Linked DNA regions of Mus musculus: region 2 is linked to region 1. The links are chromatin loops, found by intact Hi-C in ENCODE. Cell type or tissue: left cerebral cortex. All regions are shown on one strand. Each heading gives the region's core, and the rest is flanking DNA. Links, peaks and the distances in the headings are about the cores only.

Region 1 (15,941 bases), core at 2,723-10,722:
TTTAAATATCCTGTGTAACAAATATTGTGAACTCAGGGGATAAAAACGCTTCTTTCTTATTCATATTTTTGCAGGTTAGGAGTCTGGTAGGGGGCTGGGCCTTTTGCTCAGGGTATCACAGTGCTGAATTCACAGTGCTGGTTAGGCTGAGGCCTTGTTGTAAGCTTTGGGGAAATATCTGCTCTTAAGTTCAGTTTCTGCTGGTGAAATTCAGTTTCTCATTATTGAAAATGAGATTTCTCATTTTCTTTCTGGATATCCATCTCATGGGTGAGTGTATTTGAAACTCAGCACTTTCAGTTAAGAAAAATCGTAGTGGTTGATCTTGTTAGTGTTAGAGGAAAGATGAGAGAAGAAAAAAAAAATGTTAGGCAAAGGGTTCTCTGAACATTTACAAAACAATGACTTCTGTCTGTATTGGAGGTCCCTTCATTTCTCACTATACATGGTCCTCTCCAACTCCATGACTGATATTGTTCTTCAAAGCCTCTGGTTCCTGTGTCAGCATTAAGGGGCTCATGGGATAAGACCAGCCCTCCCTGGGCAAGCTCCTACAAAGGACAGAAGTAGACTCTTACCACATTTGCAAAATTCTTTTATGGAAATACTTAGTTGAGCTTTGTTCTCATTTGGTTTCCCAAAGCTGTGATAAACACCATGGTCCCAGCCAAGTCAAGACAGAAAGGGTTTATTTGCTCCACAGATCACACTCCATCATCTAAGGAAGGCAGAGCGGGAACCTGGAGGCAGGATCTGAAGAGAAAGCCACGGAGGGCTGGCGAGATGGCTCAGTGGTTAAGAGCGCAGACTGCTTTTCCGAAGGTCCCGAGTTCAAATCTCAGCAACAAATGGTGGCTCACAACCATCTGTAACGAAATCTGATGCCCTCTTCTGGAGTGTCTGAAGAGAGCTACAGTGTACTTACATATAATAAATAAATAAATAAATAAATAAATAAATAAATAAATAAATAAATCTATCTTAAAAAAAAAAGCCACGGAGGAGTGCTGCTTGCTGCTTATTGGCTTGTTCCCCCGTGGATTGCTCAGTCTGCTTTCTTATACAACCCCCAAACCGTCTTCCTAGGGGTAAGCACTGCCCACTGTGGTCTGGCCCCCTGCACATCAATCAACAGTTGTGAAAGTCACCATCAGATTGGCCTGAAGGCCAAGAGATGTGTAGATTTGTGTCAAGTTGAAAAAAACTAACACAGCGTTTGATTGAATTAGTGAGTAAAGAGGTATGTCTGCCTAGGGCAAAGGATTTAGTAGTGTTTTTTCCTTTTTTGAGTTCTGTCAATCACATGTATTAAGCAAATGTCTAAGTCCACGCATTTCCTCTTTCTCTAAGGGAGCACATTTTGTAATAGAAACTGTCTTAATGGGATATTGTAGTTTAAAAGACAATGATGTTGTGAGTGTAACTCAAGGATATACTATGGGTAGCAATTCACATGGTAAGGGTTCAAGCCTTGTATTCGTTTCCATTTTTGATTCTCATATAATAATTGTATGTACTTGTGTGGAAAGTGTAATACTTCAATAAAGGTGTATAATAGGTATAACTTCTTTAATAGTCTAAAAAGTCTAACTAAATATTATTTTTATTAGGTTATATCTTCTAAATATTATTTTATTAGGCTATTACTTCTATGTTAAATTGGCAAAGAGGTATTAGTATTTAATAATTTTCTGTGGTTTTTGTAATGCAATGTTATTGTTTTCAGTATTATGTGCTATACTTGTTTAAGAAACACATTTATTGTCTCATTTTTGAACTAGCTCTTTGAGAATTTCATACAATGCATTTTGGCCATATTTATACCTCCTCCACTCACCCCAGCTACACAATTTTGTGTCTTGTTACCAAATTCGTACTGTTCATATTTTCTTGTTTATGTGGTCATGGAACCTGGAACATACCCTACCAGCAGTCATACCCTTAAAGAAAATGGACTCTACTTCTCTCGGCAGCTCTCAGTAACTAATATTCCTTATCTAGGGGTGGGAATTCTCTACCGAGGTAGTTAGTATCGGGGACACTGGTATTTTGGCTGGCTTGAGCTTGCATGGGTCTGTGTTTATCCTGACCACTGCTGTTAGTATTGTGTGCAGCTGCCATGTTATGTTGAGAAAACACATTTTTTTCCTTGTAGCTATTCACCTACTCTGTCTCTTACAATATTTTCACCTCCTCTTCCTTTTCAATCCGTAAGGCTCAGGAGGAAAGGTGTGATAGACATGTCCCATCTCTGAGCATTCCACAGTTAGAGACACATTTTTATTGATTGGGTAAATACAAGAAAAATCCATGAAGCATTGAAAAATACCATAGCATTTATTGGCTTCCAGTTCATTGTATGTTTTAAAAATTCTTTTTATGAAAATATACCAGCAATACAAGACTATGTTAATATTATAAAATATAAAAGGCAAATTAAGCTGAAGATATTTTTGCTATTTATTTATAGTAAACACTAAGAGTTTTATCTTATATGTATGCACAGTTATTAATAGCAGTGCATTTATATTTACTATTATGCATATTACCTTATTTAATTGCATGTCATCATTTTGATTTTCACATTATAAAGATGAATATATATTTTAGTACTAAATATTGGGCTAGGCCTTTTCTTTGTTACAATTTTTTTTTCATTTTTGTCCCCTTTTCTTATGAGTGCTGCTGACTAGCAGGATTATATCTGGTATCTGTGAATTGCTTGCACTTTGTCTGGTGGGCAACTTGACAGTATTTTTCTAAGTCAAGTGTTTGACCTTTACTTTTTAAGATCATATCTAAGTTTGGTCACTTTTAATCTCCAGTTACCAGCATTTCCACATGTGGGTTTTGTCTTGGCGTTTTTCACTAGGAGGACTTTCCTATTCCATGATTATAAAGATAATTCTTTATCACTGAAGAGATCTACTAGTACTTTAATAATATGCATTGACATCATTTATAATATCATTTATGATGTCATAAAAACAAATTCACTAATTTCAATAAGTGTTTATTTAGTTGTTATGAGCACTTATTTTTCACATACAGCCCTTGTTTTTTTTTTTAAAATAAGTTCTGGGCTTATTATTGTGACTGGTAATTTCTTAATCCTGAATAAACTTTGCATTCACATGTGCTTAGGGTTATGTAGCCTGTCTATGTTGGGTCATAGCACTGTCACAGATACTAGCTTAGAATTCCATGTAGATTTTCACAGTTTGGTTCTAGTTGATTCTGACAGTATCAGGTGACATATTTCTACACACTTCCATATTTCTTATAGACAGAGGTTGGAACCATGAGTTAGGTCTGACTCAGGCTCATCAGGGTTGGTAGACTGCAATTTGCTTTGTGTTGCATTTCATCGGGGCCCATTTTTGCTGTGCTAAAATTCAGATATAGATTGAAATGGAGCAAATCAGTCTCAGTAGCTGATTGTCTTTCTAAGGTAGGATTCCAGCACTGATGCTCAAAGCTTATTTTAGCCAATTATTTTCAATCAGAGCTTTAAAACATTTTTCTAGATTTATAGTTCTTTTTTAAAATTTGCAAGCTAGGATTAGTCTGTAAATAAATTTTCTTGGTGGTTTCTTTACCACCAAGAGCTACTTGTTTTCTGTGCCGTGCAATTTGGACAAGAGATACAAGACAAATATTTACTTCTAATGTCTAGAGAAAACAGTTGATAGTTACTGCCCAAGTTACATCCTGTGATAGCTACTAAGGTCATTTCTTCTTCCGCTTCTCCTCCTTCCCCTCCTCCTCCTCCTTGTCCTTCTTCTCCTTTGTTTCTTCTTCTGTTTTTGTCTCTCCCCATTTTCTCTTTATTTCAGATTCATTTTTCAAATTTTATTTTCCCTTATTAATAGCTGTATACCACATTCTGAGAAAGATATAGAGAAAGGAAGTTTATTTGGTTCACAGTTTGGTCCAAAGCAAAAGACTCTTACCTGGTGACCAGCCTCTTTGTAAAGTTCCAATGTGGTACAAAGAAAGGCATGGAGACAGGCCACATGCAAGAACCCAGGCAGAATGTTATAGCAGGACTACTTCAATATAACTCGTTACCCCATTAACCATATGACCATACATGTAGTCAGAAATCTTTTAAAGGTCTCACCTGCTCTCACCCCTTCATATCTCATGCTCAGCATTAACTTTCAATCTGAATTTCAAAGGAGAAACTTCCTTCAAACCAGCAGACCACCCGCTCTTAAACAGTGACTGAATTTTAGCCAGTTGCATTTATCATTCTTTTGATGTTAAAATTACAGTATCTTTGGCCATTGGAAAGCTGGTTCATGCCTACTCTGGTAGGCAGTTTAACAAAATGCACTATTATTGCCTTGGTTATTCTCTTGCTCTCTGATATTATACTGTATCCCAGTTTTAATTTCTTGTCCCAGAAATGCTTTTAGCTTTATTACCCTCCTTCCTTTATGCTTAAACTTTTAGCATTTAAAAAATTTAAATCCACTTGATTGGAGTATAATTTACATAATTAAAATGCACCTACTTAAATGGGTTTTGACAAATATATTCACATATCAGATGGCCACTGCAATCAAGATGGAATACCTACAAATTCTCAAAGTTCCCTGCCTCTCTCTAATCAAAGCCTACCAGCACCCCAGTCCTAGGCAGCTATTGATATATCTTTCTGAATAGAAACTCACATTTGGTTTTGCTTATAGAATTTCTTCAGAAAGAAAGAAAATAGGAAACCTCCTTCTCTTCCTAACAGTTTTTCTTCAGAACAAGGCTTTTGAGACTCCGCCTTACCATTTCTTATAGTAGAAGTTGGTTATTTCATGGAACCAGATAGCATTTTGTCCATTTAATGGACAAACTGTAATTATTAGTTCTTCTATTTAGTTGTTGGCTGACATGAAGGTTATTTTCAGTCTTGATTATACTCTAAATAAAGCTTCTCTAATAATCATATTCAAATATTTAAATAGGAAATTGTGTTAATTTTCATAAGGTAAATCCCCTTTGGGTCATCTTTCTGTTAATGAAATTAATGAAATAAATATTTGAGATAGATAATTGGTAAGATAAAAGGTATATTTTGGCTCACAGTTTTGAATGTTTCAGTACTTGATAAATCGACTGCCCTATTGGTTTGGGGCCTAAGGCAAGGTATTATGTCATGCTAACTGCACATAGCAGAGAAAGCTCTAGTTAGGGCTTTAGGGTAGAGAGAAACGGAATAGACCAGAACTTTTAAATTCCTATTCTAATAGTTACTTTTCTGTTGCTGTAGTAAATTACTATGAGCAAAAGGAACTTAAGAGAGGACGTATTTATTTGGGCTCATAGTTTCAGTGGTCGAGTCCATCATGGAAGGGAATGCAAAGCGGTGAGTGCCCAGAGCAGGAAGCTGCACTTTCACATCTTAATTACTAAAAGAAGAAGAGCAAATGAGTTAGACTCGGGGCTGAGCCTGCAGACACACAAAAGTCCATTTCACTCTCATACTTTCTTCAGAATGGTTCCAGTTCTCAAAGGTTCCACAGACTTCTCAATTAGCACCACCAACCAGGGACCAAGTGGTCAATCCTGCAAGCCTATGGGACACATTTCTCACACTACACCTGCCAAGAGCACACTCTAAACAACCGAATTCCTTCTCTCCAGTCTCAACCTTCTATATGTCCTGTTATCTTCTATATGTTCTGTCGACTTGCAGCAGCAGCAGCGTAGACTGGGATCCAAGTCTGTAATCCATGGGCCCTTGCTGTAAATTCAAATGCCAATATTCCACTCCTATGTACATCTTATGGTGCAAAATTTATTCTGTCACTCTTCAAGAGTCTTCCAAGTCCTAGTGATCCAGGATTTTACAAAATCCAAGTCCAAAATTTCCCAGGTGACTCAGAGCAAGCTCAGATTTGTTTTCTATGGAAAACAAATTAAGAAAGTCATTAAAGAAATTGAAAGGAATCTTAAGTATACAATCAGCAACTAAAGAAATTACAAATATTAACTATTGTTTAAGACATGGTAGACAGAGCAGCCTTCCCAGTCCTTGGGAAATGAGTACACACATGGATAGGAAGGCCTGGACCAAAGCAGAACCAGACAACAAACATTTGATTCAATTTGCCATGTCTTGCACTTAGAACATGTATGGTTGTAATATGACCTTAAAGTTCTTGGGAATCTCTGATCTTAAAGCTTTTTGAACAGCAACTTTCATGGCTGCCCTTTTGGGATGGTGCTATTAACTTCTTGCTGTCCCGTTTGGCAGACACTTTATGTCACTTACATATCAAAATGCTGGTTTGGCTTCCCACTTTTTAAATCAAATACCCTGTTACATTGTGCTAATTTTTAGAGTTATTCTGCATCCTATAGCTTATAGCCCCACATTCCCCAACATCTGTTTTTATGGCTATAGCTCCCCCTTTGCCTTTAAACCCTCCTGCCTCCCTCTGGTAATCCTTTAAAGTACTCTGGACCAACATGAACAATCTAGGATGTCTTCCTACCTCTGACTCTTTAATCCAATCACACCGGCAAACATTTCTCTTAGGAAAAGGCTGTGTATTTGGAGCATTAAGGATGTTAGCACCCTTGTCTATCAGTCACACTTATGATTCAGGTGTGGTTGGTATTGAAATTCCAAGCATGACCATTGGGAAGGTAAGGCTGCTGAAGATTTCCACACTTTATTGATCGGGATGGCTCAGAAGTCTATGGGTGCAAGTATCTGTGGGACCTACTGGGATCTGGAAAATTAACAGCTTTGCTTCTGCCTGGCAGGGAAGAATCCTCTTAGAGATGAAAACAACTCTCTCATGGGCTTATTTAACAACTGGAAGCTGGTGTGAACACCTACCCACACTTCCTCACAAATGCTGATTTTGTGTGTGTGTGTTTAAAGAGTTTAAATTTAAAGATTAAATAACTACACTCTGGAAACAACTCTAGAACTCTGTAGAGCTGCTAAGATATATCCTTTTGCCACGTGTAACCAGTAACCAATGAACATTGGGATAACTGGAACACTGAGCTTTTGGGCTGGAGCTTGTCAGTGCACATCACAGACAAGGATCTCACTGCTGAACTCTACTCGCAGCAGCACACTCCTTTTTATGTACAAATGAACACCCACAGAGTGCACAGAACCTGTTTGTATCTTTTTTCAATCAACCTCTTATTAAATATAATTTAGGATGCAATCATGAATTAGTGTGAGATTCCTATAATAAAAGCATAATATTCTATTTGCTACCTTGGCCTCAAATTCATGAACTTCCCTAGAAACTTTGAAGTTAAAGTATGAGAAGGAAACATATTGGATTAAAATATGATAGTGTTTTTATTGTAACAATGTTTTTCATGGCTGGTTATTAAAATAAAATATACATGCAAATATTTGCCTTCTGACTGATATAAAGAATAAGTTATTGCCTTGGTCTAGTGGAAGACTGGTTATCATGTGACTAATTTTGCAGATGTTTGACATTTGATATCACTATGCTGTGGCTGCATCTTCCCCAAGGCATAGGGCTTTTGTCTGCAATATTGACATGGACTCACAAATTCTGTTGTATGTTTTAGCACTAGGATGGAAAGAAAGAAAATGAAAAGTGGCCATGCTTTCCTCTGGTGACTAAACTTAGAATTGTTCTTATGACTGAGTTACATCCTTCTGGTGAATTTTTTCTCCCACATGATCCAAGCATCTTACTGATAAGGCTGTGAGACACAGCCTTCAGCTTGGACTACTCCCAGATAATGTACCAATGCAGCAAGCCTAGGGCCAATGACATCATGATAATATGATAACGTTATCATGAATTGTTATCAGATATAACATCCTGTTATCATGTATTCTCATTTCTGCAAAGTCACATGACCTACATTGTAGCTCTCAAGTCACTATCTAGTTAAGTCTAGGTTAGACTAGGTTGGATATTCTTTTATAGTCTCTTAGGAATCCTTGCACTTTATTTCATATCATGTAAAGTTACTTGGATTAGATGCTTGGCTGGGTAAATATTTAGTTCACATCTATCCTTGATAGTAGAGCAAGGAAACAAACTGAAAGCAACTAACAGATGTAAATCTCAGAATCCTAGAAAGGTTGCTTAGTAAGTGCTACTTTTACTTGCGCCTCCAATGAGTGGAGCAGGGAGGAAGCTGGTCCTGGAATGTCAGACTTTGTGGCATCAAGCCTGAGTGATTCAGCGAATAGCTGAGCCACCAACAATTGTGATGCTACAGAAAGTAATTATTGCCTAACTGATTTGTACAGTGGTTACTTTACTGGAAAATGAGTTGATTGCCGTCTCTTTTGAAACAAGTTTATAAGATAAAGAAGAGATAAACAAGAATGGCAATGGGAGCTCTGATATAAATGTGGAACTTGGATCTGAACACAATTGACTAAGCATGTCCTTGTCCTTGAATGGCACAGTAGAGCCAAGGTGGGGGTGGGTGGGGGGGTGGGGCGGGGGGCTGAGGAATGTTCTACATCTTGGTAACCTTGATCAGATAGAATGTGCCAGCATGTGTTTCCTAGGAAGGTATTTTGTTTGTGATTTGTGTGACTTGCTTGCCTCTCATGTCCTCTGGAGGTGTGACTGCAGACTCCATCCCAGGCTGTGGTGGATGTCCTGTTCTTAACTGAAATCTTCCTTTTCCCAGAAGATGCCCAGAAAGGACAGATTTGCTTTCTTTCTGTCTTATCCTTCTCATGTTTTCATAACACTTTTATCAGTTTCTTAAGGAATTCTCAACAAAGTGCCCCCAAACTGGGTCACATGCTGTCATCATTTACTCTTTCTCCTCCTCCTCTTCCTCTTCTATTTAGAGAAGAGGATCTCACTTGAGGGATTTTGCAGATCTGATTGGCTTATGGGCGTGACTGGGGGTGGGGTTGATTGCTAGTTGGAATGGAAGGGCTCAGCTAGCTATAGACAGTAGCATTACTTGGGCAGGTGGTCCTGCACTCTATAAGAATGCTCACTCTTTGTCAGGAGGTGGTGGTGCACAACTTTAATCCCAGAATTTGGGAGGCAGAGACAGGCGGATTTTAGAGTTTGATGGCAGCCTGATCTACAAAGTGAGTTCCAGGACAGCCAGGACTATACAGAGAAACCCTGTCTTGAAAAAAGCCAAAAAAAAAAAAAAAGAAAAGAAAAAGAAAAAGAAAAGATTGCTCACTCTAAGCATGGGTCTTGGAGTGAGTCAGCTCTTCTCTATGGTTTCTGATTCAGGTTCTTGCTCTGACTACCCTTAATGACAGACTGTAGCCCATAAGCCCTAAGTTGTTTTGGATCACACCAATAGAAAGGAAAGTAGAACACATCCCTTCCCAGAATAGCTGACTTCCTGTCCCCCGGGAACTGTAAGAAGGAGGATTTTTTTCTCTCTCTTTAGATTCTAGGAGGCCATCATTAGAGTAGATCCCACAGTCTTGGTCTGTCATAGGTCAAAGGAGCAAAACAAAGATTGGGAGAACTCACTCTTGAGACCACAATCTGGTTTTCAAGACCTTTGCCTGAAGGTCCATTCTATTTTTGCAAGTCAAAGCAAAACATATATATCAGCTTTCTCCTGCTCTATGCATTCTGTCTGGGATAAGGTCTCATTTTTGCTCCCAGGCAAATGCAAGCTAGCAAGAACAAAGGTCATGTTCACAGAAAGTCAAAAGAACGAGAATCTCATCAATAATGTAATGGCTAAAAATCTAGATAAATATTACCATCATTGAATGATCTCAGGTCTCTACAGGTCTTTGTGACCTGGCTTAGCTTTCCAGCAGCCTGGTGTTTAGTTTCTTCCGATGCTGGGCGCTTTCAGGAATAACAATATATTCCTCTGAGTTGCTTGTGGATCCCAGATCCCGAGGTGTATCTATCAAGAGGTCAAAAGTTCATTTCCATTACAGGAATAAAGATACAAGAGTCTTCCTGACTGAGCTGGTCTCTGATCCCTCTGGCTCCTCTCTCCTCAGGCCGAGGTCATTACAGCTGAACATAGTGAACAATGTGTCCTTGGAAGCAGCATTCTTATTGCACCAAGGAATCTGCTCCATCAGGGGAAGGAATACAAGGAAATTTAAAAATCATCGTGCACCGGCTGCTTACAATTTGTTGACAAATAAGTAGGAGAGTCAGAACTTATCACTTTTAATTCAGAATATATCACCCTGCTCCTATAGGCCCAGCTCAGTGGGAGAAGGGGCAGTGGAAATAAACAGATATAAGGTGAGGTATTGGCATCAGACAGCCTTTGACCAGAGACGGATTATGCTTTTTAATGAATGTCGTGAAGTTGGTGAAGTTTGAATACCATTTCTAAGGGATATAGATCCAGGAAAGCACTTCTTCAGTTGTATGCACTTTTGTTTTTGAAGTAGAAACATCACTGAAGAAAACAGCTCCCATATGTTCTCACTTTGAAAATTTAGAATAATTAGTGTGCTTTAACGAGTCAGTAGATCTGTCTTCCATGTGAGCACCATACGGCACATGCAGTAAATTGGTGGTTTTCAAGTGTCGCTGGCAAGCCTTGCCTGGGACTGAAGCTCAGGTGGGTGGAGGCTGTGACAATGGGAACTTATTTATTCTGCCTTAAGTAGGTGGCTGCGTTTTTGCACTGCTCTGGTTTGCCACAGATCATAATAAACAGCTCATTACCAAGCCCCCCTTCACAAAACCCCAAAAGAACACAGTGAATGTGTCAAAAGGAAATAAATATTTACTGAAATAACTGACAGACTCACTCACAGATATATGCCAACTTCATGTTTGTATGTGTTATTTTTACTGCATTTTTTTCTCTCCAAGCCTTTCTAGAATGTCTTTTTTTCCTGATGGAGTAGCTTCAACGTAAACTAACTTCTGTATAAACTTCTTGCCCTGGTCTTTATCAATGTTTGGGACCTTGTTTCATAAGCAGGGAAGCCTGTCATGGATTTTGAAGTACTTTTGAATTTTTAAAACAACCTCTTATTCTAAGGCTTAAATCTAACTGTCCAGAGGTCAAGGTTGAGTGAAGTGCGTTTGTTTGGCTGCCTTTTTATCTCTTCTACAACAAGCACCAAATTACTATGCATCCCTGCAGAGCTGACGACCCTCAAATGGGCATGCGTTCAGTATCAGGGGTGTTGAAACACTGTAAGAGAGAACAGAAATAAGAGGCTGTGTCTTACGTGAGGACCAAGGCAATCTTATCTGAGAAAGAAGCATTTGAGATGAGTCCAGTAGACCCAGGAGGTGCTTGGGTCTGGGGAAAGTGACTGGGGAAGAGAGTCAATGCCAGTGTAGGGTGATGGCATGCTTGAAAGACCTGAGAGGGAAGAAAGAGTCAATTATTTGGAAAAGAGATGAGAAAGACTAGGGAGGAGAAAGAGAAGGCTAAGGAAAATTGAAGAAACCTATACTGAAATGAAAAGTTTAGGACTTCAAGATGGGTCTGCAGAGGCGGCTCATTGGTTAAGAATGCATACTGTTTCTACAGAGGATCCAAGTTTGGTTCCCAGTAACCACATCAGGTGGCTCCCAACTCTGTGTAACACCAGCTTCGAAGGATCTAACACCATCCTCTTTTATGAATACCCCCATGTGCCTGTGTGCCTCTCTCCCCTGCAATTAAAATTAAGTTAAAACCGTGTATGTGTATGTGTGTGTGGGGGGGGGAGAGCAGGGGGGTTAAATGAACTAAAGTGATTAATGATTGTTCTACACTTGTTCTACACATGGAGTGATGGAGCTGAAGGTATCTGATTGGTCAGATAGAAATTCTTGCCTTTGCTTGAGAGAGGGTTTCAGCATGGGCCTATGCTTGAACTCATGGTTTTCCTCCTTCCATGGCATTCATTCCCCTGAATGCCAGGCTCACAGGAATGAGCCACTATTCCTGGCTGGAGCTATTGCCTTTCATTAGACTTTTCAACTTTTGCCATTGAGCTATGTAAAGGTAGAAGATACCAGGTAGAAAGCCACCAGCAACGCAAAGGTAGGTGGCTTAGATTAAGGAAAGCAAATTGCATCCAGGGTCACTGATTATTGCTCTGTGACTAGGGCGGGTTTTGAAAATTTGTGTCAATATTCTTTTATATGTAAATTTATGGTTCATTGATTTTTGTAAGTGAGTTGTAATCGAAGTCCATTTTGTTCATTAATTGATGAATTAAAGTTTTCGACATACAGTCATTTTATACCTTTACTCCTGGTATTTTCAGTTCCCCATAGCATCTCTGTTATAGACCTAGATCTATTTCCTTTCTTGAAGAATCTCATAGCTCACTCTTTTCTGTGCCATTAGACTCTGGACAAATGTTTCCCCATGAATCAGTTGCTTTTGATGGACTCAACAGTACTACTTGAATAATGAGCTTTTATTCACACTACTGTCCATTTCTCCTCTTCTTACACGCGCGCGCGCGCGCACACACACACACACACACACACACACAGTGTTCTAGAGAAGATGAGTATTATATGAAGGAGTCTCAGGTGTCTCAGAGGAAGGTACTCACTGATAAGTGGAAATTAGCCCAAAAGTTTGGAATACCCAATATTCAATTCACAGGTCATATGAAGCCTAAGAAGAAAGAAGATCAAAATGTAGATGCTTCAGGCTTCTTAGAAGGGTGAACAAAATACTCACAGGAGGAAATATGGAGACAAAGTGTGGAGCAAAGACTGAAGGAAAGGCCATCCAGATAATGCCTACCTGGAGATCCATCCTTAAAAAGTTGCCAAATCCTGGACACTATTATGGATGCAAAGAAGTGCTTGCTGATGTAAGCCCGATATGGCTGTCTCCTGAGAGGCTCTACCAGAGCCTGATAAATACAGAGGCAGATGCTCAAAGCTAACCACTGGAGTGAGCGCAGGGTCCCCGATGGAGGAGTTTGAGAAGGGATTGAAGGAGCTGAGGGGGGTTGCAGCCCCATGGAGGGAGCAACAGTGTCAACAGGCCAGACCCTCCTGAGCTCCCGGGAACAGGACCACCAACCAAAGAATACACATGGAGGGACCCATGGCTCTAGCTGCATATGTGGCAGAGGATGGCCTTGTTGGACATCAGTGAGGGGAGAGGCCCTTTGGTCTGAGGTTGTTTGATGTCCCAGTGTAGGGGAATGTCAGTGAGGGAAAATGGGAGTGGGTGGGTGGATAGGGGAGCACCCTCATAGAGGCAGGGGAAGGGGTATGGGATAGGGACTTCTGAAGGGGAGCCTTGGAAAGGGTAAAACACTTGGAATGTAAATAAAGAATATCTAATAAAAATTTATAAAAGGAGAGAATCCTATTAAAAAGGTGAGAACTCAGGCTCTTCAGTGACATGTTTGTTAATAGAGTCACTTGGGTTCACAGTCAAGCCCATAGGAAAGAGAGAACTGAGTCTTAGCTAAGAGCTGGGATATTTGTTTAACACAGAGGAAAAAAAATATTGGTAATCAGCCGAGTCTGCTACAGACCATCTCAAATGACACCTTGGTTCCAGACTTGCCTGAGATGATAATGGAAACACTGGTCAAACCTTCCTTTGAATATGGCGTTTAGTCATAATAATTGGTTCATAATATGAACACTATCCTATATATTCAAACGTAAAGCTCCAGGATGCTCTGAGATTGTGTAACAATGAGTTAACTCTCCCCAAGCCTCTTAGTTTATATTTTCTTTCAGAGAATGAAGCAAAGGTATTGGTATTTCTCTCAGTTCATTTCCTGGTCTCTTGGGACACACATGTGATCTTTGAGGTCAATGTTGTAACTCCTTTTCTGAATCCAAAGATGACAGAAGTAATTTCAATAAATTCTCGTTGATCAATAGATGAATAGGTATATATGTAGATTGGATATGCTCTCTCTCTCCCTGTCCCTGTCCCTCACCTCCCCCCTTTCTCCTAAAAGTCACCGTGCACAGAACTCTGGGAATGAAAGAAGAGACACTGATGGATTTTTGGGTGTGTCAAAGCAGAGGGTTTTTTGTTTGTTTGTTTGTTTGTTTTTTTTATCAGTGTTTGAGAACATATGAAGATAAGCCCAACCTTCAAAATCAGTGCATGTCGATGCCAGAATTCTTTTCCCTTCTTCCTACTGTCTTACACTGGTCTAGTTCACCTCATTCTACATACAACACACTTAGCCCACTTCCAGGTCAGCCATATAAAAGCAAACAGCAAACACAAGATATTGTTTTCTTACATTCAAACAACATATAGACTTAATTTCAACTCAACCACTTTACCTTGCTCACTAAAATGAAGGTTCAAGTTTGTAGGGTCACATTCCATAAAAAACAGGTGGGGTCTATAACTCTCTTTTCTAAAAATTAGATTGCAGTGGATAAAGAGATAGAGATGAGATAATTGAAAGAAGAGTAGAGACACGGTGAGCCACTTTTAACAGATGTCATTTAATGATGGATCATTACATGCCTGGTTTAATCATCTGAAGTATGCTATTATCTTCATCTTGTGGATCCAAACTATGGCAGAACTTGTGCAGTTGGGGCTTGTTTAAGATGATAGATTGTGTGCTGCATCAGTGGAGATAATCTCAGAGCTAACTGATCCCAATACTTGGCTTTCTCTTTAGTTTTCTTTGCTTCTTCCTCTATGACACTTATTTTACAATCAAGCCAGGTATCTCTATGAATGTATGGCTTCCCCAGGTAAGGAGATGGCACCCCAGCAGCAGCTGATTAGACTAGAGTGGCTGTAGCTCTCCCCAAATTACTTGAACTGTCTAGGCTGGAGTTTTCCCAGTGATCCCCCATAGCTTGTTGTTATTTGACAATAGTTGGGAGCTGGAAACAGCACTTATCAGCTGCTCCACAATAACAAATATTTCGCGTTAGAATAGAGAGATGAAAAGGAGAGCACATAGGAGTTCTTCCCGTGGGGACAGCAGAGAAAGCATACTGTTCTGGGACTGGCTCTGATGATTGAGATAAGCGTAATCAAACAGGAAGGGCAAAGTGAGAACAGGTGAAGAGGAGAGCAAGAGGCAGGGTTTTGCTTGCAAGTCTATTGACTGTGTCCTTTGCCTTATAGAAGAAGCTTTGTAATTTTATGAGGTCCCATTTGTCAATTCTTGATCTTAGAGCATAAGCTATTGGTGTTCTGTTCAGGAAAATTTCCCCTGTGCCCATGTGCTCGAGGCTCTTCCCCACTTTCTTTTCTATTAGTTTCAGTGTATCTGGTTTTATGTGGAGGTCCTTGTTCCACTTAGACTTGAGCTTTGTACAAGGAGATAAGAATGGATTGATTTGCATTCTTCTACATGCTAACCACCAGTTGAACCAGCACCATTTGTTGAAAATACTATCTTTTTTCCACTGGATGGTTTTAGCTCCCTTGTAAAAGATCAAGTGACCATAGGTGTGTGGATTCATTTCTGTGTCTTCAGTTCTATTCCATTGATCCACCTATTTGTCACTGTACCAGTACCATGCAGTTTTATTTTATTTTATTATTTTTTTTAATCACAATTTCTCTGTAATACAGCTTGAGGTCAGGGATAGTGATTCTGCCAGAAGTTCTTTTATTGTTGAGAATAGAATGACTGAGAAGCACCTAAAGAAATGTTCAACATCCTTAGTCATCAGGGAAATGCAAATCAAAACAACCCTGAGAATCCACCTCACACCAGTCAGAATGGCTAAGATCAAAAACTCAGGTGACACAGGGCGTGGTGGCACACGCCTTTAATCCCAGCACTCGGGAGGCAGAGGCAGGCAGATTTCTGAGTTCAATTCGAGGCCAGTCTGGTCTATAGAGTGAGTTCCAGGACAGCCAGAGCTATACAGAGAAACCCTTTCTCAAAAAACAAAAAAACAAAAAACAACATCAAACAAAACAAAACAGAAACAAACAAACAAACAAACAAAAAAACCCAAAAACTTGAGTGACAGCAAATGCTGGTGAGGATGTGGAGAAAGAGGAACACTCCTCCATTGCTAGTG
Region 2 (15,941 bases), core at 3,518-11,517, 100 kb before region 1:
TCAGAAACTATTTGAAATACAAGAATAGCTCAAGAAATGTCAGCAAGCAATGGTTGAACATCCTGGTATGTCCTTGAGAACCCCAGCAGCTTGGTTGGCCTTCTTATCAAGTACAGCAGGCTGTGTTAAGAGAGGAGTTTGGAGAAATTGGTGACTGGGTATTTAAAAGATCAAGGTAAAGGAGGTATGTTGGTTGGTCTCATCAACCTGAGAGGATTTAGAATCACTTAGGAGACACACTGTGCATATCTGTCAGGGCATTGACAGAGAGGATTAAGTGGAATGAAAACTCTGAATACAAATTTCACCCTCCAACAAACAGCCCAAACACAGAACTCTGAGAAATCAGCCCACATGTGTCTTACTGTTTGTTTCTGTCTGCGAGAGTGTAGCTGCTGCTTCTACACCCAGCTGGCACCAGACTTCAGCTTTTTTGACCATCTTATGTGGACTCAACACATGCAGTCCTCCCTGCTGTTCCTCGTGTCTCACAGGCAGATATTTGAAAATAAGCCAGGAAGGGAGGACTCTAGCATATTAGCTCCTCACAGAAGTCATACTATTAGGATATCTGTGAGTCAGTATAGTTCTGCTCAATCCAGTGTCTTTCCCAAGTCTCTAGACCATGGTTTAGGTTTTTGTAGAAATAGGTATTATCCAACTGGATATCCTTGACCAACTGTCAGGATTCTCTGAGGATGTCAGTGCTTATCTGTGAAACAGAACAATCCCTACTTCATATAGTAGATGTGAAGCTTCATGCATAGGGCTGGGTGAATCACACACATACCATACCATACCATACCCCTAACATCTTCCATAAGTGTTCAACAAATGGAGTGGTCGCCATGGTGACAGAGACAGTGATTTTGATGTATGCTGACCTCTGGTTCCCTAGGAGTCACACCATAGTGATGTCACTATCCCCACTTGCTTCAGAGAGAGAGAGAGATTGAGAGAGAGAGATAAGAGTGTGCATGTGGTCTTCAAGGAAGCACAGCACTGGAAATGGACTAGTGTGGGGCCAAGCAAAATGAACAGTTGGAGAAAGAACCGAAAACCAATTAAATAAATTCTAATTTTAAACTTTCAATGGCTCTTTGTGGCTTCAGGAGAAAGGCAATTATATGATTATAATGTGAAGGGAGTATGCAAATGAACTCATCTTGCCCAAACTCTTGCTCATACTGTCATAAAGTTGGGAGGAAGACCTGTTGGGTGGGATGTGCAGGAAGCTGAAGGTGGGGAAACAGGAGGTATAAATGATCATTTTTTTTTCATTGTATACATGTATGAGAATCTCAAGTGTAAGAAAAATAAAAACAAAACCAATCATTTTCATGTCATAAGACTGTCCGTATTTTGGGAATGACAAATTGAAAATTTCTGAAAATGACCTTCTCTTAGGCTGTGTTTGTTTTCCTCTCTATTTCTTTACAGTTTTGTAGCAGTTCACAAACCCAGTTTTTGTGAAGTGTGTGTTTGTGTGTGTGTGTGTGTGTTGTGTGTTGGTAACTGCTGGTTTTGCCAAGTAGACAAGAAACTCCTATAGGCTGAGGACTAATTGCCGGCTTTGAAACTCTTTTGTTTTCTCCTACCAGATGGGCAGGAAGAATCTGTTTGTGAGACAAATAAGAGCTGACTATAATGAAGCCTCTCAGATACAGGATCTGTAAACAGTTCTCAAAGGGTAAACATGAAAATGTAGTTATTCCAAACGGAGTAAACAGAAACAAAGCAAGCTTGTGAGTAGCAAGGGGGTATCTATGGTGTGTCATCAATAGTATTGGTTGGCAGATAAGAAAATCTCAACCCCGGTGCTAGGACAATGGAGACCACCAGATAGATGTGCTGCAGGGGAAGGTATCGAGTCACCGTGTTAACACAGCTCCCAAGAAGAGGCTCAAATAAAAGGAGAGAATCTGCATTATTAGAATCCATTTTCCCTTTATGTCTTATCTGCTTTCCTCCCAGGTTATTTTTGGTAAGTTGGTATTAACCTTCTAACGGAATGCCAATTAAAGCAACTTTCAATAGGATGAGTTTAGAAGACTCGACCCAAAGATGAAAGTGAATTAGCTCGTCAGTCAGTGTGGATGCTTGATTCTAATCCGAGTTGGATAATGAATGAAATTCTTAGCTGTTGTCACCTGGGATGGCTACATATAAAATGGAAAAGGCCACTCTCCAAGTGATGAGTGTATTTCTCTTGGTCTCCTTTCATTGTCTCATTGTCTTGAAAGAATCTCGTTGGTTTTTTTTTTTTTTCCCCTACCAGTCCTTCCCCTGACAGGAACTTGTTTTCCACATCTTGCCTCATGGTATCCCAGTGCTCATGACTGTGGTATAAACTGGCAATACACTATAGTCTGTGCTGATATTTCGAGTGTTTTGTGTGACATCGGTATTTGCTGGTTCATGGAAATCTGAAGCCAGCAGCTCTGCACATTTTAGGTTGTGTTCCACGTACATGGGGCAGATTCCACTTTATACTCATGATTTGTTAAAAATAATGACGTCAAAAGGGAACTCATACAAAGGTTTAAACCCTGGGTCTGCACATACCTTTCTGCAGCAATATAATTCCAACTCTCCTCACATTTCCTGCCCTTTAGCGCTTTTTTGTCTGTATTGCTTCATCCTATGACAATCTGGTCTTCATCCTACCTACTGACTCCTTGTTGGGTATTCCCCATCCCTGTTCCATCTGCCTCATTGTGTTGTCTTACATTAAACTATCAGTATTTCTTCTTGTGCCTTGATTCTACCTGGGGCCATGTCTTTACATTGTTGACTGGGTATTGTCACTCAACCAGAGACAGACTGATGCTATGCGTACTTGCCCAGCCTACTATTGGAAAATAATAAGTTTAACACCCACCCACCCCCCAATCCCGCCCCGGACAATGGCATAGAGACATCTCATTGGTGGTGGTATCCTTCTGTCATGGAGGGGTAGAACAGTTGGCAGACCTTTGTTTATCCTAGCTTGATGCCTGGCTTGGTGGCCAAAGTTGTTGTTTTGTTTTGTTTTGTTTTGTTTTGTTTTGTTTTGTTTTGTTTTTGTTTTTGCCTAGGACTCATAAAAATTAAATCAAATTAAATCAAATCCAGGCAGCACAGGGCAAATGGAGGAAGACAGACAGAGACCTGCAGACCTACATGCCACCCACAGACCTAATGCACACATAGGTGGGCCACAGATTCCTGTTTGTCAACAAACTATGCAGAGTGGATGGATGCCTATGAGCTGTGTGGCCAGCCTGCAGTGGGATGTATCACAATGTTTGAGTATGTGGTGGTCAGATAGAAGAGAAAGAAGTGAACAAGCTTGAGCACTATGAAAGAAGATGGAGCTGGAGACTTGAGGGTGGAGAGGAATAGTCTTTAGTGAGTGGCCAACCCTGCCACCTAGGTCTAGAGGGCTGTTCAAAACTGTACAGTACAGTAGAGCTGACCCTGGTGGTGCAGTCTCAGGTGAGCCAACCCTAAGGGCAAGAGCAAAGGATAGTTAGCCCTAGGGTTATGAGACCCTGCCCCTTGTTGGCTGCTGTGCTCTGGAGAGTGAGTTCTGCACCTCACCTAGGCAGCACAGAAGGGCTGGCCCTGGTCATGGGTGATGAGTGGGCCAGCCTGAGGGCAAGCACAGGAGAGCTGTACTAGCCACTTGTCTACTGTGTGGTGGCATGGGTGCGGAGGTGGTACTTGCCTCCTCCCACCTTCTGTGGCAGTTAGGAGAGCTGATTCTGGGGTCATGAGAACAGATGAGCAGGCCTGGCTCCTCTCTGGCTGCAGAACTCTGGGCTTTGTACCTTGCCTGGAAAACACAGCAGAGCTGGCCCTTATGGAAGGGGCTCAGGTGAACCTACCCAAGTGCAAGAGTGAGGGACAACTGGTCTGGAGTGCATGAGAGTGGAAAGCTAGCCCCCCTCACTGGCTATATCATTCTGGAGTGCATGCCCTGTACCTTGCCTGGGCAACACAGCAGAAACTGGCTCTGGAGGTATGGGTGCAGGGGAGTTGGCCCAGAAGGCATGAGAACAAGTAGGCTGACCCTGCTTTCTAATGATGGTGGCATTGGGTAGTGGCATTGGGTAGCCTAGCCAGGGCAGTGCTGGAGAATTCATGCTGGTGGTATGGATAAGGGAGAACATGACAAGTTTTGTTATCAGACCAAGGTATAGGCTCTGAGATGGCCCGCTCCAAAATCAATATCATCTGTGAATGGTTGAGACACATGAAAGAGCCAGTCCTGCTGTTCCAAAGTTGAAGGATCTCCATGACACAGGGCGACAACAGGATAACCTGGAGGAGTCCCGATGAGGATCCAATGTTGACAATGCCACAGAGCTAGAGATCTTGAACCAGACCAATGACTCATTGCAATGAATGTTTGGAAGTGAAAACATGTGGACAGAGGGAGACAGTGTGGGAAACATTATGACATACTATGTCTTCCGTGATGAGATGTTTTCTGTGCTTTGTTTTTGTTGTTGTTTGTATGTGTGTTTTTTATTATGTGGGAGGTTGCAAGGGCAAAGGGCAAATATAAAGAGATAGGGAGATGAGTGGGACTGGGGTATATGTTGTGAAACTCTCGAAGAATCAATGGGAAGTTTAATACAAGAGTTTAAAATAAGAATAGAGATAGTCAGGCAGTTAGTTTTATACATAGTTATCGATTAATGTAGATGGTAACTTGGTGGAGAACTATGGCTGATAGGGTGAATATAAAGAAGGACAGAAGTAGATGTATTCAGAAGTAAACACTAGAGACTGAGCTGAGAGGCAGAATTATGCAGTAATTTAAGGCCAGCGTAGATGTCCTATTTTAACCCTTTCCCATTTTTCAAATGATCGTTTAATTTAATTTCTCAAACAATCATAGTGGTGTCCATCTTAAGTCCCAGTTAGGGTTTGTCTCTCTAGTTTCTAATTGAAAAGGTAGATACCTAAAATTTTGTTATTGTTCAATTTAATATGATCTTAACTTTGTAAGTTGTTTGGGGATAGTATGAGAAAATCAAATGTGTCAATTTCCTTTGGTAATAGATGTTTGAAATGTAGATAGGTGGCCAGAGCACCATCAACTATAACAAGCAAGGAAACAGATGATGTATATTGGTGGGTAAAACCTTAAGTCACAATAGGCTTAAAAGGAGATGCTGTTTTCTGGCTTTTGTGTCTTTCATGCTAAAAATCATGTCAATAAGTAGAAAACATTGCCTTATGTGGTGGTTTAAATAAAAATAGCCTCCACAGACTCATAAGGTGTGTCAAGATTGAAGGTATGACCTTGTTGGAGTGGCTGTAACCTTGTAAAAGGAACTGAGTCACTTGGTGCAGGTTTTGAGATTTCAGAAGCTCAAGCAAGGCCTAAGGGCCCACTGTCTCTTCCTGCTGCCTATATATCCAGATGTAGCACTCTCATCTTTTCCAGTACCACACCAGCCTGCATGCCATCATGCTTTCTGCCATGATGATAATGGACTGAATCTTGAACTGAAAGCCAGCCTCAATTGAATTTTTTCCTTTATGAGAATTGTCATGATCATGGCATCTAATCACAGCAATAATACCCTAAGACACTGTGACAGAGATGCCTGGCACTCTTGTTAGACTTCACTGCTATGTGGTGGATGTAAACAATGTGTTTTGTATGTCTTACATCTTTAGGGACTAGAGTAGGCTTCCTTGTAGTGAAGCTGCTCTAACTCTTGAGGCTGGGTACAGTTACTTGCCCAAAAGGAAGTTCTGTTTTCTTAAGTAAATGGGAGATTTTCCACAGGGCACTAAAACAGAAAACCAGGCTGCCTTTCCCAGTAGCTGCATTGATGATTAGATATGGGCTTCAGAGATAGGCAGTGAAGCATTCTGTAAGGTTGGAGAGGGCTACGTGAGCTTGGTGTGGCTTGAATCCAGCAGTTTCAGGACCTGAGAAAACTGAAGAGTGAAGGATGAATACTGAATCTACCAAGCTTGCTTGAGACTTTAGAAGTTGATAAGGATAATATAAAGGGAATCATATATTTAAAATATTTGTCTGTACCTGAAATGTCTGAATTTGAACTTGTATGTATTATTATTTATACCTATTATCCAACATCACCAAGAGCAGACTCGATTATGCAAGACCTACATTATCTTCCTGTATTTCAATTAACTTGCTGTCTATCCTCTTTCTCTCCCAGCATATAAATAGAAGTCTTCACTCCAGGTATTATGTGGATATTAGTACATCCATTTCAGAAAGTTACTAGGAAGTTTTCATAATCTTTGATTTAAGCAACTTAGATGCAAATATTAGGTGTGAGCTGATATATAAAGTTAAAGATAAGAATATTAATTAGACAAAGATCAGATGTCATTCTTGACTGTAACCATGATTAAATGGTCCATCTTTTCCATCCTTTCCTGGTCTCACGTGCTGTAGTTGTGAAATGAAGATCCACCTCATGTTCAAATTCTTCCAGAGATACAATGAGATAATTCAAGAAAAGCATTCCTCAGTATGCCTACATACTTCCAGGACTCTGAAGGCTGTCTGCTTGCATCAACATAAAATTTTCTGCAAAGTTCTTCATCTGCTCATGTCTGCAATGGTGGTCATGTCCCAGATAGCTTGCTATTTTCCTGACCCCCTGCAATTGGTATAGTCAAAAATACTTTAAAAATGTATACATCACCTCTTCCACACTATTCATAGAATAAAAAGACATTTGGCATAGGGAATGCATATATCATATGCCATGTTTGATGTGTTCTCCTCCAATCTTTTATTACCACAGGTGCCGAGGTTTGGTTTGCCAGTTTAGCAACTATGGCTGATTCCTTTTCTTTAGCTTCTGTAACATCCAAGTCCAAGAGACAATTCTTCTCACATATACATATCAGGCCATCTCTCATCATCTCCCTTTTACAAGTAGCGTTTGACTGGAGGATTATTTAAAAGACAGAGGACCCCTGCATTGCCCGTGTATCAGATACCATGCAGGAAAATGTACAGGAGTCCTGAGCAGAGGAATGTAGGATGCCAGGCTGTGGTTCCTATGAATTCATAGACCCTGTTTAGGTCACATCCAGGGCTTCATACCTTCACTTGTTTTACTTCTGTCATAAACATGTCCTTTTTGTCCATATTTCTAGCAGGAACGCTTTATCTCATGGATTTGGGGGTTTTCTGTTGCCTCTTCCTCCAACTTCCTGCCTAGATTTCTCAGTACTGCCATGGTTCCTTTCTTGGGTTATCTGGTGAAATGCCACTTTCCCAGTCCATTTCCTGGAGGCCTTAAATAAATAGCAACATCCATTTTACCCCTTTCTATCTCATTAGGTTGTTTTAAAATTCTTATCAGACAGATCTTATTGCAAATCTGACTCAGTATGAAAGGCTCACAAGAGCAGGCTGCTTGTCATATTTGATCTTGGCTGTTCAGAAAAGCACATCAGCTATTGCTCACTACCACCCCATCAGGATGCCTGAAGTCCCTGTCTCTAAAGTGTCATTCAGGCTTAGAACTGCTTATTGTTGGTTTTAGCTCAGGCTCAGCTCTTGGCAGTTAACTCAACTCTACTATTGCTTTGCTTCCATAAATGACTATTCCAGCCTAAAGTTCTCCTATGATGCTGGAAGAGTGACAACTTCTATCTATGGATTACTCTGTAGCCTTTTGGGTGCAGGCTAGGCTAGGCATATATTCCACTATCCATAAAGGGTTTCAAGGTTCCCCCCCCAAACCAAGCTGTGTGATACTCCATCCCTTATGTCAAACAGCATAATAATTAGTACAACTTCCACACACCTTTACATGTACTTTAAGTCATATCTAATAATTTAATATGGAGGCTATGAAATAACCATTGTACTTTATTGTTTAAGCAATAATTGGAAAAACATTTGTATTTTCTTTTAACTGCTTTTCATCCAAGATTTGTTGGATTTAACATGATGGAATCCAAGGCTGCATTCAGCAAACTGTGCTGGGTCACACGTACAGATGCTGGTATTAGACAACTCAGATATAAGTATCACCTTGGTTACATGCCCTTGAACCAGTTGCTTAGCTCACTTTTGTGGAAGAAGACAACACAGGTGCTGACAAGTGGACTTATTTCATGGAAATGGGTTACTCTCATCCAAGCACCATTCCTGGCATATGCAAGGCTTGGTCAATGGCTGTGCTTCTTCTGTTTGTCACCGAAATTACATCCCTGGGCAGATCCAAAGCTTTGTTCTCTGCATGGCCCACAACATCTGCCAGAGCTTCCCACTCAGCAGGTGCTCAAATACTCTGTTGATTTCTGGTAGAATTATTTCCCACAAGAAATGTCACAAGAGATGCTTTGGAAAAGCACACCGAGGCAGTTCTATTTGTAAAGCTGTCTGAGGACCAAGAGGGCAGAGCAGAGACTCAAAGGGAAGTTTCTCGAAGACTCCTTTGGGAAACATTTTCTCAATATCTAGTTTGAGCTAACCACCTCACTCTGAGCTCAAGGGATGCATCAGAAGTTCCTTTTAGTATGGCCTGTGGGGAGACAGATATGCAAACCAGCGGCTGGGCCAAAGCAAGGAGGGCTGAAAGGCAGGCAGTGCATGTGTGTCTCTGTCATCTGTGGAGGGGAGTGTCCTGGACAATTATAGCTTCAGGATTAGTCAGTGGCCCCTATTTCTGTTTCTGCGTGCTGTACCAGTGATTCTGAAAATGAGAATGGTGTTAAAATTGAAAATGGAATTAGGTCCCCTGGGAACAAGAGCAGAAGTGGTTTGGGGAGAAAAATATCCAAACTGTAAAACAAGAAGCAGAGATTGAACCACAGTTGTTGATTTCTTCATGCACAATCTGAAAAACCGTTCCAAAGACTTAGTGTTTGTTTACTTGTGGTTCCAGCTTGCTAATTAATAAAAGCACTCCATTCCTCCACAGACTCTGATGAAAGGAAAAAAGATAGCATAACGCTGCACGGCCTTTCAGAGGAGCGAATATTCTGGCTTCCAGGTCCTCAGCCAGAGCATTTATTCTCACCTGTCTGTCCCCGCCTGTCACTCAGATCCCCATCTCTTTTGCAATGGGCTTCAAATAAGAATATCAAATTAAGATGATTTTTCTGATTAAAATAAGCTTAAAATGCCAACCTTACTAACAATTTTAGGAGACAAAAGATAAAGCGAGGCATTCTGAAAATGCACTTGTTTTACAAGTGAGCTCTAGGATTCAGCTAATAGTCCTACACACATGGCTGTGTTCTTACTGAAAGCTTAAACTGACACAAGACCATTATATAAAAATGGGTTCTATTTCGATATACTAGCAATGAAACACCAAGAAAACTAAGAAGATAGCTCCATTCACCACAGCAGTAACAATAATAAAAATATTAAGAATACATTTAGTAAGAGTGCCAGGCTGGTAACTGGAACACTGCTGAGAGAAATCAGGAATGAAGGAGGGCAAGAGACTAGAACAAGGCAAAGGAGTACGAGGGATAAACAGCATGATGGGAGAAGTAGGGCAGGGCAGGGAGGTCTAAAGGGGTTTGGGGAGGAGGATCAACCAAATGAAATGTGTTCAAAAATACTACACAGAAACCGGTTAGTAACCAATTATTATACTATTTTATTATTATTATTATTATTATTATTATTATTATTATTATAAGAAGACAGAGAGAAATCCGAATGAGGGGAAAGCACTCCTCTGTCCATGCAAAAGGAAACTCAACATTGTCAGGACAAAAACACTTTTGAAATTGATCTATGGATTCAACACAGCCCAGTTACAAAGCCACATGATTTCTTTGGAAGAGAGGCACAAGCTGATCATGAGTTTAACAGTGATAAGCAAAGGGCCCCGACGACTGGGCGACAGTTCTGAGAATGACTAAAAGGGAGAATCCAGGGTTTTTGTTCCAAACCTTATGCTAGCTCCGCAGTCCCCAGGACTATAGGGCACTGGGGCAGCAACACAAGTGGAGAGCTGTGAGTGGAATCAAGAGCACAAAGTGTATTTATCAAAGAGACTTAAATTGTGTTTTTCTTCCAAGGATGGCAGCAAGAGCAGGAACCAGCCACACCATGAGAGCGCATACTTAAAATCCATGTATGTGAGACATGCCAGAGCTTCGGTGTTGGTTGCTTTTCTTCTTGTTGTAATGAAACACCTGACAAAAGCAACTTAGAGAAGATGGGGTTTATTTGTGTATTTTTTATTGAAAACATACATTTTTCTCCCATACAATCTATTCTGATTACCGTTTTCCCTCTTCCACCTCCTCCCAGATCCTTCCCATCTCCCCTCCCACCCAAATCCCCCCTTTCTTTCTCTCTGCATTAGAAAACAGGCACCTAAAAATTGTAAAAATTTAATTGAACAACAACAACAATAACAACAACAACAACAACAACAACAACAACAAAAACACATAAAACTAACAGACTGGAGTAGTACAAATCAAACCAAACAGAAAAAAGGAGTTAAAGAAGAAGCACAAGAAACACATATAGATGTGGAGACACATGTTCATAGACACAGAAATCACATAAAATATCGGGAACCATAATACATACACAAAGGCATGTAAAGTTAAAAAAAGAAGAAGGAAGAAGATGATAATGAGAAGGAGGAGGAGGAAGGGGTGAGGAGGAGGAGAAGGAGAAGAGGAGGAGGAGAGGAGGAGAAGAAGGGGAAGGGGGAGGGGAAGGAAGAAGGAGAAGAATAAGAATAAGAATAAGAAGAAGAAGAAGAAGAAGAAGAAGAAGAAGAAGAGGAGGAGGAGGAGGAGGAGGAGAGGAGGAGGAAGAGGAGGAGGAGGAGGAGGAGGAGGAGGAGGAGGAGGAGGAGAAGAAGAAGAAGAAGAAGAAGAAGAAGAAGAAGAAGAAGAAGAAGAAGAAGAAGAAGAAGAAGAAGAAGAAGAAGAAAACAGCAGTGTCGAAAGTGCCACTGAGTTAATACTGTATTGTTCATCTGCTGCTGGGCATGGGGCCTGCCCAGAGAGGGTTTATTTTGACTAATGATGGGAAAACATGGCCAAAGGAGCAAGAAAGGAGCAAGAGGTGGCTCCATTCAGGAAGGGAAAAGAAAAAGATTGAAGGCAAGAAAGAGCACAGGTGGGGGCATGCCTACACATGAACTGGTGCTTGGTTCACTACCCCCCTCCCCCCCCCCGACTTTGTTCAGTTCAGGAACTCCACCTATGGGTTCCACCCGTGGACCCCACCCATGGACTCCAACTATGCCATGGTGTTATCCAAATTAGGGTTGATCATTCCACTGCAATTAATCTAATTTAGAAAAGCCCAAGTAGTGTACTGTGTGACTCCATTTATAAGGGACAGTGACAGAAAGATTGGTGGCTACCAGGAAGGAGAAGGAAGACAAATATGAAGTGGATGTAAAAACCTGTGGGAGTCCTTAACAGGTAATGGGTGACAAAGGTGTTCTCAGATAGTGGTACCCAGATAGTTGCACAGTTCTGGGCATACTAAGATCCACTGGCTGGAACATTTTGGCAAGGTGAGTTTTACGAATATATTAATTTTATTTCAGTGAGGCTGTTAGTCAAAAACAAACACGACAGCCAAAAGAAAATTGTTGACAACAGAAATCATTCAGGACCACAATAATGAGAGATTGCTATCTGTGTTCTCCTTTTCCCTAAACCCCAGAAATCCATACCCCCCACTTCTCTGATGTTTTTGTGCACACTAGAAAAATTTGAATAGCCATTACTGTAATCACACAGTGTCATGTTACAGTCCATTTTATGGTTATGAGCCAGGGTGGAATGTTTTATACGACCAAGCACTTATTGTTCATTTCACCATTGACTCTCAGAATTATAACTGGCTCCACTTTTCTCAGAAACCAAATCAAGACCCAGGAAGTAAACAAAAATTCCCAAACTCATAAAAGAACTCAGACCTCTCCGACTTTACAGATCGCTTTCAATTCTTATTCCATGCCGATCCCATTTGAAACTAATGCCCACCTCCCTGTCATTCCCACTGATTTCCGATCTCTTTCGTAACCCTGATGCCTGTAACTTTCCCACTTCACTTATTTGAAGATGTTTTCGTGACCCCTTTAGCCTTTTCTTCTCCACACTAACCTTCTCAGTCTCCATTACATCTTCTTCCTCCTCCTCCTCCTCCTCCTCCTCCTCCTCCTCCTCCTCCTCCTCCTCCTCCTCCTCCTCCTTCTTCTCATTCCTCTTCCTTTTTTGGAGACAGGGTTTCTCTGTATAGCCCTGGCTGTCCTGGAACTCACTCTGTAGACCAGGCTGGCCTGGAACTCAGAAATCCACCTGCCTCTGCCTACCAAGAGCTGGGATTAAAGGTGTGCACCACCACTGCCCGGTCCATTAAATCTTCCTTAGATTTAAAAGTTATTGTCATAAGCTCTTTCTACATCCGCTCTAAAGTGAAGGGTCTGGTGGCAAAAAAAAAGTAATATGAAAGTATTACTTCAGGCTCTGAAGTACAACATGTTGCTTCAGTCACCTTAAAATGCACGCTTACCTCCTCAACTTGACTTTAAAGGCAGGCAGTTTTGGCAAACCGCATTTGAAGAACTGGATGGGGTTCAGATAGGTTAAGATTTGTCTTAGAAAACCTAGCCAGCCGTAAAGCAGTAGACATAGAAATGAAACCTGGGTCTTTTATTCAATCACTACCAACTGAATTAATTTGACTGTTTAGGAATCCCCAGACCCTCAACTTCATAGGCAAACAAGAATTGACTCCAGTCTCCAAAAGTATCCTGCTGAAAACCTAGCAGTTTCTAAGCAGCTAGAGGCTGTAAATCTTAGGGTAGATGTCACTTTGCAGCCAAGTGTATTTGTTGTAATTAGAAGTCCCTAAAGTTTTGAAGGGCTCTTTGTTTGCTGAGCCGGATATTTTCTCTTGAAAGGGAAAGAAGACATTTTTTACTCAGCGTGGTTTGATGTCACTGTTTTCCTTACCACAGTGAGGTAGTGTCCCAGAGAGAACATTTCTTGGCTTCTCATTCCTTTCTCCCAGGACTCAGGATTCTCTCGTCACAGGGTGCCTTTTAGCTGCAGCAATGGAAAAAAAAGCTGTTATTTCGATTAAAGCATAAAATGCATCTTGTATGCTGAGAAGTATTTTCCCCTAAAATGTCTGGAGTCCTGGGCAGCCCTCTGGCAGGTGACAAGCCTGAGGGAAGGGATCTCTGCCTTGCTGGAGGGGCCCAGCCTTTGGCTATAGGCATTGGTTACACCCAGTGGTGGCTAGAAGCTCTCTCTACAGGAAACGGCTTTGGCTAGTGAAGGCATAAAGCTCGCTTTAATGACACATTTGGTATGGAGCTGCCTAAGGTCAGACTGTGGCAAAAGAAGGCAGCTTTTCTCATGAGTTCCCAGGAAGTGATTCCTGCCCGTCACCAAAGGCAATGGGGGTTGCGGGAAGAGATCTCACCGTGACAGGGCTGCCTTTTAGTTCTTAGTTTTACTCTGATCATAAAAAGTGAGTGAGATGTAAAGTGAATAACTGAAAAAAATAAATTAAATAGAAGAGAAATGTGAATGTAAAAATGTATATTTTTAAGTTGAATATATATATATATATATATATATATATATATATATATATATATATGGACCAGAGGGTGGAATGGGGTCTGAACAGTGCCATCTGCTGCATGTAGAGGTCCAGCTAGAAGAGGAAGTGAAGTCTGGTAGAGTTCTTTGAGGGGCTAGAGGGCAGGTAGTGCGCATCCCCACAACACCCCTTTCACTATACAGCAAGCATCTCTAGTGGTTGCTAGTGCAGCAAAGGGCTTCAGCTGGAACAGTAGTCAGGGGTTTCCAGATCTTCAGATCAGGGATTGTCAAAGAGCAACTAAAAACAAAATGTGAGATTTAGAACACTTTTGTTCAACTATTATAGATAACTCACCCTCAACCCACAGAATTACCCCTGGTGCTAAGTAATTCTAACCACTCTGTGTGTATGTGTTTGTTCTTGATCTGAAAGGCTCAAATATTCAGATTTAAACTCAGATCCACGCCACTCCACACATTTGTCAGTCACTGTGCTTCATGGTTTCACCATCTTACAAAAGAAAAGTGCTTTCTTCCATGATTCAATTAGACACTTTGGCATGCCCTAAAGTTAAAAAAATGTAGTTCATGTTTTGTATTTTGTATTTTGTAATTGTATTGCATTTGTTTCCCCAAACCACTGTCTCCCCTCTTTCTAAAACTCATCTTAACACTGTGATGGGAGGTGAAATCTCGTGATTGGCATCATTCATTATTCATCTCAGCGTTTATATGGTGAATGAGCTAAGTTCATAGGGATTGGCAGAGTGGCACTGAAAGATGTAAGTGAGGTCCACAGCCCCATTGAGAAGAGGTCAGAGCTAGACAAAGGCTTCCATAGTACACTGGGACTTAGTGCTGGGAGCTTTGGAGACTTTAAGGCAAGCAGAGGAAACAGTGTCTTTATTTGGATCATGTGGTTGGTGATCCCTTCTTCAAGGCTGTGACATTTCACTAGATTTGAATGACACATGAGAGCATATTCCAGGGAGATGCATCTGTAGGCTTCACTTCAGTAATTGTTTTGTGACAGAAGACTATACTGCAAGTGCTGCTGTTTGCTTAAGGACTGAACAGTGTCTTGGGAATCTTTGTTCAGAAGACGATGTCCTGAATCTAGATGTAGCAAGATCATGGTTGCAAGATGAGATGGCTATTCTTGGTTGTCAACTTGACTACATCTGGAATGAACTACAATCCAGACCTGGAAGCACACTTGTGATCCACATCATGAGACTGGAGACACAGGCTTCTAACCCAGATCTGAACATGGAGATCTTGAGGCATAGTGGCCATGAAAAGCTTAGACCCCTGTAAGGTAGTACACACCTTTAACCCCAGGAGACGGAGGCAGGCAAATCTCTGAGTTCAAGACCAGGTGGGGACAAAGCAAATTCCAGATCCAGGTATGGTGGTCCATTACTTTAATCTGGGCCACACCGTCTGCTGGAGGCCCACATAAGGACATTGGAAGAAGGAAGACTCACCGTTCTTCACCTGCTTGCACTTATTTACCAGTGTATCTATTTAGAACCTACTTCTTCAAGAATCCAGCTTATACAGAAGACCAGGTGACACAATTAGTCTCATGAGTTTGAGCAACTACTAGATTCTTGGACTTCCCATTCACAGCTGCCCATTGTTAGATTAGTTAGACTCCAAACTGTAAGTTGTTACAATAAATTCCCTTGATATATAGAGACATTCCATAAGTTCTGTGACTCTAGAGAACCCTGACTAATGCACAGGATAACTATGCCTGCTATAGAGAAGTACTACGTAGAAGGTAGAAGTGACCCACTGAATTAGTTTAGTATGAATGAAAAATCCTTTTAAGTTGGACAGTTCCAGAGAATCTTAGGATGATTCTGGGTTTACCTTTCTGTAAGAAGACATTATATGTTTATGGCTTTATGGGCCTTAAGATTTTCTCCTCAAGAACTTCTGCTTGCCTGGGAGGCATGGAAGTACCCATGGCAGCGGGTTGGACAAGCCAGTCTGACATGGCCCAATAAAACTTTATTTAAACACAGACTGTAGGTGCCTGGTCCTTGATGATGGAAACTCCTTTGGAGGGATTCCTATGTGGATGTCTGGAGTCTGGATGGATGTCTACTCTCCCAGATAGGCTTTACAATTTATCTTTGGCTCCACCTCTTTGCTTTCATATCTTCATTACTACTACCTGCTGTGTTCCTGCTCCAAGCCAAAACTTCCTAATCTAGCTTCTCACCTGTGCTCTGGGCTGACCAGTCTATAGGTAGCCATATTGAGGTCCTTTCTAAACCAAGAGTAACAAGATTCCAAGTTGGGAAAAATGAGTTAAGGGGCAACCAGAAGGTATCAACCAGCACTAAGAGAAAATGTTCATGCTTCAGAACATG

What was found. Hi-C counts contacts between places; a loop is a spot of excess contacts. Peaks named below come from ENCODE experiments on the same cell type or tissue, not always from the same donor. Only the 100,000 strongest peaks of a DNase experiment are listed, where the experiment ranks them.
Region 2: it touches region 1 in a loop (2.5-fold over the local background); 2 of 42 quality-filtered maps call a loop at or near these places.

What each region holds. Positions count from the first base shown.
Region 1 is chr5:39,042,505-39,058,445 of GRCm38, forward strand. No RefSeq gene overlaps it. Among named protein-coding and RNA genes, the nearest start is that of Gm46937, 32 kb to the right of the region's middle. In left cerebral cortex, for the core only: no CTCF peak of the experiment used is centred there; DNase peaks (open chromatin) are centred at 6,832, 8,795, 9,288 and 10,528.
Region 2 is chr5:38,937,851-38,953,791 of GRCm38, forward strand. No RefSeq gene overlaps it. Among named protein-coding and RNA genes, the nearest start is that of Clnk, 69 kb to the left of the region's middle. In left cerebral cortex, for the core only: no CTCF peak of the experiment used is centred there; DNase peaks (open chromatin) are centred at 7,573, 8,288, 8,609, 8,961 and 1 more place; H3K27ac peaks cover 1,120 bases.